Linked DNA regions of Mus musculus: region 2 is linked to region 1. A link is a loop called in an ENCODE intact Hi-C map of the cell type or tissue named here. Cell type or tissue: heart. All regions are shown on one strand.

What was found. A loop is a pair of places that touch in the nucleus more often than their neighbours do. Peaks named below come from ENCODE experiments on the same cell type or tissue, not always from the same donor. Only the 100,000 strongest peaks of a DNase experiment are listed, where the experiment ranks them.
Region 2: a loop joins it to region 1, with 2.7 times the contacts of the local background. A loop is called at or near these places in 2 of 42 quality-filtered maps.

What each region holds. Positions count from the first base shown.
Region 1 is chr3:108,651,395-108,655,394 of GRCm38, forward strand. Clcc1 (chloride channel CLIC-like 1) reads left to right here and starts at 2,519. Exons shown (of 12, transcript NM_145543.2): 1 at 2,519-2,586. In heart, a CTCF peak has its summit at 1,704 (motif pointing left); a DNase peak (open chromatin) is centred at 2,507; H3K4me3 peaks cover 2,147 bases; H3K27ac peaks cover 984 bases.
Region 2 is chr3:108,589,634-108,593,633 of GRCm38, forward strand. Wdr47 (WD repeat domain 47) reads left to right here and starts at 1,645. Exons shown (of 15, transcript NM_181400.3): 1 at 1,645-1,964. In heart, a CTCF peak has its summit at 1,531; a DNase peak (open chromatin) is centred at 1,658; H3K4me3 peaks cover 1,760 bases; H3K27ac peaks cover 1,397 bases.

The DNA of each region.
Region 1 (4,000 bases):
TGAATAAACCCTTTCCTCCCCAACTTGCTTCTTGGTCATGATGTTTGTGCAGGAATAGAAACCCTGACTAAGACACAGAGGTAGGAAGGCCCACCTTAACTGTGGGCAGCCTCACCCCATGGACTGGTGTACTGGACTGGCTACAAGGGAGAGAGCAAGTGGAGCACTAGCATTCCTTTGTCACTCTACTTTCGGATCAAGAACCTAATGTGACTAGCTGTGTCACATTCCTGCTTCATGACTTCCAGTCTTCCCCTGAACTCTGAACTCAAATAAGCCCCTCTCCCCTAAGATGCTTGTGTCAGAGCTTCTGATCACAGCAACAGGAAAATAACCAATAAAGATGGATAAAGGAGTTTGGTGGCCCCAAATCCCTATATCCAAGGATAACCTTAACTTCATAATCTCTCCTCCTTATCCATGCTCATGTGTAAGCATCCATAATTAAACCTATTGAGTCACACAAATAAAATGTGACTGTACAAGAACTGATGTGGAAAGTGGGTCAGGAGGAGGGGGAAGGGGACAAAAGAGGGTTATAATAAGTGGGTTTGATCAAAATACATTATAAACATGAAAATACGATGAAACCATTATCTATAATTAATGCATGCTATTAAAAAGAAGAGTGGAGACTCAGCTAATATAAGTTTAATTAGGGTTGGTTACGTGAGCAAAGGTGAAAGGTTATTTACAGTATAGATTGGCAACTTAATTAGTTGCTATACCATTGAAGAAAATACCTCCTCTCCTCAAGCAATCATTAACTGCCCATAGCCCTGTTCCATGTTCACATGTCATGTTCACAACGTCAAGACAGATACTGCCTTGTAACAGTTCTTAGCTACTAGTGAGTTCATGTCGTGCCAGGGAGACAAGAGTCCACAACACGCCTACCTTTCTACCCTTCCTCTGGCTCTCAGATTCTACCATTACCACCCCCACCCCCCAACCCACCAAATGATGTTCTTTGAGTTTTGGAAGGAGCAAGTTAGATGTTTCATTTAGGGCTGAGCATTCAAGCCACTTATTCTCAGCACTTTGAGCAGTTATGAGTCTCTGTATTAAGCACTACTACTGCAAAATGAAGCTTCTTTGCCCAAAGCTGAAGGCAGTACTAATGTTTGGGTAAACATAAATATTTGGAAGGCTGCTTGATATGTATGATACATTTAGTCAGCAAAAGAACAGTAGCTTCCCCCCTAGGGCATTGACCTCCCAGACGCAGATTTGATCAGGTCTACTGTGCCGGACATGAATCCCCTCCTATGGAGTGGGCCTCAAATCAAGCTGGAAAGAAGATGGCTACCCACTTAACAGTTTGCCACTATTGCAAATGTGGGTACATCTTGCCTGGGAGGGCAGCCGGGTAACATACAAGGTCACAGCAGGGCAAGACTGCTGGTGACTTCTTCCATAAGGCATCCTTATGTTATGAAAGCTAACCTTCCAGAGTAAGCATTCAGTCCAGTTCCATCTTGACTTCTGTACACACATGGTTGCTACAGCAGTAGGATCTTATCATCTACATCTGAAAGGCTACCAGCCACAGTAGCAATGGGGCTGGAGAAGTGGCTTAGCTGTTAAAAGAACTCAAGTTCGGTTTCCAGCAACCGAGTTTTGTGGCTCAAGATCACCGATAACTCTGCATCTCAGGTACCTGATGCTCTGCTGGCAACTGCAGCTCTGACCTCTGCTGGCAACTGCATTCATATGCAGAAACACAATCAGAATTAAAAAGAAAATACGTGTTGGTGCCACAATTATCTGGGACTTCCTATCTAGGGGGATCCAACCCCCTCTTCTGACCCCTGTATGTACTAGACACGCACGTGGAACACATACTATATGAAGCAAAGCACTCATACATATGAAATAAATCTAAAACGACTACAAATCTTAAAAAGTTGTAAATGATGTATGTATACCCAAGAATACCAAATTAAATACTAACAGTGTCTCATTGCCAGTTAGTTTTTGTATTCATTTCTGGGGTGGGGTTCCTCTTTGGACACTTTGGAAACTGCAAAGCCAGAAGTTGAAGATAAACACAAAACAAACCTTACGTCCAAACTCCCATTTGCCTCCCTCACTATATATAGTACTAGTTAACCATTATCTTCCACTTAGAAAGTTATGTTCGAAGTAGATCTCTCTCTCTATCTCTCTCTCTCTCCTTCTCTCCCTCCCTCCCCCCTCTTTCTTTCTCTCTCTCTCTCTCTCTCTCTCTCTCTCTTTTTCTTTCTTTCTTTCTTTCTTTCTTTCTTTCTTTCTTTCTTTCTTTCTTTCTTTCTTTCTTTCTTTCTTTCTTTCTTTCTTTCTTTCTTTTCTTTCCTTATTTACTTATTACTTATTTACTTATTTAGACGTACTTGGCTCCTTTAGCCACGACCGTCTGAACTGAACTGGTGGTTGGGTAATTGAAAAGCCCTTACTTCAGAGCAGAGGAGCGCGGCCTGGTCCCGCCCCCGCCTCCGCCCCCGCGGCGCAGCCAATCAGCAACGCGCGCGGGAAGGCCGCACAGCTGCGGGCCGAGCGAGTCGATGAGTCCGCTCGGGACTCCAGTCCGAGTGCACCGTGTTTGAGGTAGGCGGCTCGGCGTCTTCCGCGGCCGGGCTGGCCCGGGTCCCTCTGAAAGAGCAGGCAGGACCCTCGACGTGAGTGGGCGCTCTTCGGTGTGTCGGGGCGGCCCGCGGGTCTGCGTGGGAGGCGGCGCGGCAGCGTGAGAGGTGCCGGGGCCTGGGCCCGTGGCGATTCCCTGTTCCGTCTTACGCGGGTAGACAGCGCCCGCCAGTCATTCCCCTTGTCTCGGCTAACCCTGCGAATATACCGAGCGGCCCACCCTGGGGCAAGAGCATCCTTGCTTGTGTTATCTGAAACCTTGGCAGAATCTGCAACAAATACTGACGGCCAAAAAATTATATATATATATTGGATTTGTTGGAGTAATGGTATGAAACTCCAAATTTAATTTGAGTATATTAAGTTAGTTGATGCTGTAAGTCTGTGGGTTTATAATTAGGTGCAAAACGTCAGGTTTTCTCCATGATACTGATTATAAAAGTGCTCTTCTCAGCGTTGTCTGGGCACATATTGGAAATGAAAATTGTCTGGTGGGCGGTGGGCACCCTTTAATCCCAGCACTCCGGAGGCAAAGGCAGGCGGATCTCTGAGTTCGAGGCCTGCCTGGTCTACAGCGTTTCCAGGATACACCGAGAAACCTCGTTTCGAAAAACAAACAAACAAACAAACAGAAAAAAACAACCTCAATTGCCAGGAAAGGACAAGAACACGCGTGAGCTAAATAGCGACTTCCCGCTTCTAAGATAACCGAGAATTTGACTTCCCTTAACCCGGTTAGTCCTGCTTGGCTGGTTGGTTAGACCTCTGATTCTTTGAAATCAGTGACTTTCTTGAGGGTTTCCATTTCGTGGCTGTCAATCAGCCTGCACATCTTAAGAGCTAAGCCAGAGGCCGCCCCTGTGAGAAGCCCCTTTTCTGGTTTTCCCACCTGTGTGATAAGACCCAGCAGAGTTTCCTCACCCGCTTTTGAACCCTAACCTCCAAGGAACCTCTCAGAGCTCAGAGGCCATGGGCATGTTACCCGTTTTTTCTGGGATTGAGACAGTGGTGCCCTTTCCAAGAGTTTTTGTAAGGATTAAAGGAGCATATGTTTCAGTAACAAAATGTCCTCTATTATTGTATGAGTATGTTTTTTTATATACTATTATTGTGCGCACTGGAGTACATGTGTTGTAGTTGAGGCAATGAGAAAATGATACAAACTAACTGGTGTCCACCGACAAGTCATAGAGTAACGCAGGTTTTTTTCATAAACTGAGGCAACATAGGAAGATTTTTGTGATGTTTTTGTTTTTCCGAGTCAGTCTATGTAGCACTGGCTGGCCCTATCTCAGAGACTTGTCTTTAAAATAAGCTCGAAGCAGGTCCAGATTGCAACTTTGGAGGAAGTGTGGGATCAGTTCTAAGTGTTGTTGTT
Region 2 (4,000 bases), 62 kb before region 1:
GCATGGCAAGCACTAACCACAGACCCATCTCTGCAGTCCCATCTTATTTTGAGACAGACTCTTACTATGTAGCTGGGCTCAGACTGGCCTCCAATCTGCAATACTCTTTATCCTGCTGGAATTACAGGCATGCACCAACATACTTGGTCTTTAAAGTATTGTATTTATTTATTGGATATGTTATGTGCATACACAATGCTGTGACTCACCTGGCCATTTATCTTGAACTGGATTTTTTGTCTGTTTGTTTTTGAGGTCCCAGCCTTTGCTGGCTGGAACTCATTATGTAAACCAGGCCAGGTAAATCTCTCATAAGTCTACCTCTGCCTCCTGAGTTCTGGATTCTTTATGCTAAGGTTCCTGGAGGTTCAGCTCCTTGAGCAGTACGTATCTGGGGGAATACTACTACACAAATGTGTAGGAGTGAGGTTACTACTGTAAATAAAAGGGCAGTTCAAAACAGCAGCCTTGTTAAGTGCTTCAAGATAGGATTAGCTTTACACATGGAGAGCCTGGAAGGGGATGGTTTTCATGGAGGGAGATGGAGTACGGAAAAGGGCAAGGAAGGAGTATTTATTTCACTTAAGCTTTATTAGTTAATCGTTGGAGTAGAATTAAGAGTCAAACCCAGTGCACAGAAGACATTTGGAAGTGTCAGACAGGTTGTCCTAGCTACTTTTTTTATTGATGTGATGAAACACCACGACCAAGGCAACTTATAAAAGACAGCATTTAATTTTTAGCTCAGGGTTCCAGAGGGTTAGTTCATGACGGTCTTGGCAGTGAATGTGCCAGCAGACAGGGAGGCCTGATGCTGGAGCAGTTGCTAACAGCTTACACGTGATCCACAAGCACCAGACATAAAACGAAGAAAAGGCTGGCTTGGGACTGGAGAGATGGCTCAGCGGTTAAGAACACTGACTGCTCTATTTGGAGGTCCTGAGTTCAAATCCTGACAACCACATGGTGGCTCACAACCATCCATAGTGAGATCTGATGCCCTCTTCTGGGGTGTCTGGCGACAGCTACAGTGTACTTACATATAATAAATAAATCTTACAAAAAAAAAAAAAAGCCAGAAAGGACTGGCTCTTGAAACCTCCAAGACCACCCTCAGTGACATCTCTTCCAACTTGTTCACACCTAATCCAGTGGTTCTCAACCTTCCTAATGCTGCGACTCTTTAATACAGTTGCTCATCTTTTGGTGGCCTCCTCACCCCCAGCCATAAAATTATTTTCGTTGCTACTTCAGACCAGTTGGTTACTGCTATGAATTGAAATTATATGATATGTTACCCTCCTAGGAGGTGTTGGGACCCATACGTTGAGAACTGCTATCCTTATCTTTTCCTGTCAGTCCAGTAACTGGGGACAAGCATTCAAATGCATGAGTATGGGGGCAATTCTCATTCAAACTACCACACCTGTCCACGCTATTTTGGGACATAACATAGCGTCACCCGAAGGTTCTGGGCCTACATTCTCCTTACAGTCATCTCCTAAACCATAAGAGCAGAGAAGGCGAGGGCCAGGAGCCTCCAGGCGTCAGTCTTAGATTCTGCCCGCCCCCGTGTTAGGCCCCGCCTCTAGGCCCCGCCCTACCCTCCTGGGCTGGCCCAGCCGACTCTTCTGCTCAGGCACCTGCCTAGCCGCCTCGCGAGGAGGGGTCCTGAGGCGGCTCCAGGGACGAGCAGTGATTGGCTGCAGCTGGCGGCTGGAGCTCCGTTCCAGCGGCGCTTGACAACCGCAGTCCGCGGAGCGGAGCGGTCGGAGGCGGGATCGGGGCGGACGCGAGCAGGACCGGCTGACGAGCTGATGGATTGACGTGCGGGCTGCTTAGCCCAGACCGCCGCCCTCGCGCTCGCGCCTTAGACTGGAATTGGCTGTCTCGGGGCTCTGGCCGCCGGCCTCTCCTCCGCGTTTTCCTCCACCGCTTCTGCCGGCTCCGCCCGGAGCTCTCAGGTGAGCGGATTCCAGGAGGCGGGGGCGGGCCGCCGTGCACCGTGGGTTGCCATGGTCACCCGTCGCCACCTGTCACTAGCCTGATGCGGCGCAGACCCCACAGCCCCTTGGGCGGCGTTCGCAGCCGGGAGGAGTGTCTTGGGTAGGCTTTGGTGGCGACTGCGAGAAGATGGGATGCGGGCGAGGCCCGGGTGTCTCGGGGACAGGACCTGGGACCCGCCAGGCAATCTATCCAGGCCGCCACTGCTGGACCACACCTTCCCCTACTTGCCAGTCTGATTCGGGCGGCTGGGCGATGCCCCTCGCCCTGGTATGGAGTATCCACCTCGCCGCTGCTGAGGGGCGCGAGGAGGGCTGACTGGGCTGCATCTGCCTCGCCCCTCTATTGGGCTGGGGCGAGACTGAGGGCTGCGCGCTGGTCCCTTTCCCTGCTCGCCTTGGCCGGCGAATGGGTAGGGAGTGGCGGGGTTGAGGGTTTGTGGGGGATCCGGGTTTGCCCTTTCTGACGCCAGGCCAGTGGCTGTTAGGAGCAGTCCTGTGGGGTCTGGGAGGGTGGGGACAGGGGCATCGACTGAATTTCGAACGTGATTTGTTCCCGGGGACGCCTGCGTAAGACACCGGAGGTTATGGAACTCAGAGGGTTAAGCTGCTTAGCTGTATTGGGGAGAAAAAGATTGGGGCTCTAGCTCTGGGACGACGCCTTTGGCAAAGGGGTAGGAACCAAGTAGGCAGCGGCAGTATTTGACCTGATGATTTCCCCCCTGTACATCCAGACATGCAGCTAGTAACTACGAAGGGTGTCGTCTGAGGGGAGCTTTTTTTTTTTTTTTTTTTTTTTGGCAACTTGGTTCTCACTGCATAATGAGAGGAGAAGTCTTTGTTCCACCCAGATTCATCGGTTGAAATCCTGACACTTAGTTTCCCCCCTTTGTTGTAGAGAGTTCATAGAATGCTATAAAAAGTTAATGGCACAGGAATTAACATACAGGTTTAAAAGGGCTGTAAATCTTTTTCACAGATAATACCACTTCTTTTTTTTGGGGGGGGGTCTCAAGTGTTGGCATATGTTATGTTAGCATTTTACTAGAAAGGAGAAACGCCTAGCAGTCGAATTTTCTTTATATGGCACATTCTGGAGGTCTTATTTAGGTGGGAGATATAACGAATCATTGTGCATTAAGGTTTGGAGGAGGGGGAGGAACATTGCTTCCAACAACAAAGTAACACGTAAATGGGAAAGACAAGGAAATAATCCATAACAGTATATGTAAGGCAAACAACCAGATCATGAACTTGAATTGGGCTGCCATTACTGAGTGTGTGTGTGTGTGTGTGTGTGTGTGAGAGAGAGAGAGAGAGAGAGAGAGAGAGAGATTTAACTTATTTCCCACCTTGCCACTTTTCTAGGTTTTTTTTTTTTTTTGTGAAAATCAGTAGTAGGAATGTATCATAAGAGAGCAAGAGTGCTAATCAGTGTTTGCAGTTACATAATTGTGCAGTTTCTTTCTGTTTGTCAAATAGTTTGTTATTGAATGGACACCGTATGACTTGTTTAGTATATGCTACAGTTTGAAAAGCAAATAAGAAATATGTCAAAATAAGAAAAATGTCCAATTTTCCTTGGTAGGTCAGTTGCCTGAAAATCAGATTGCCTGGATGGAAGCTTCTCTTTGCTTCTGTAATTACAGTCTTGGAAGAGATATTTATCCTACCATTGACCTTGTTTTCTTATTCTGTGAAATAGGGATAATGCCTGGTGTTGTTTTAGTCTGAGAGTGGACTGTGATGTTGAATAAATCAGTTCAGTTGCAAGTGCTTTGGAAAATATTAAGGAATCTGTTGACTACCTTTTACCAGAGGGGAACACTGAGAGGGAGTATTATCATTTTCTGTGTAATCTTTTTAACATTTCTAGATTCAAGACCTTTTTTATTACAGTGGCCTTAAAAGGCTTATGAGAAAAATGGAGGCGTTTCCTCATTCTCAGTAGAGGGTTTGCTTCAGTTGTGGTGATGTGGGGAAGGAGGGTTTTGCTT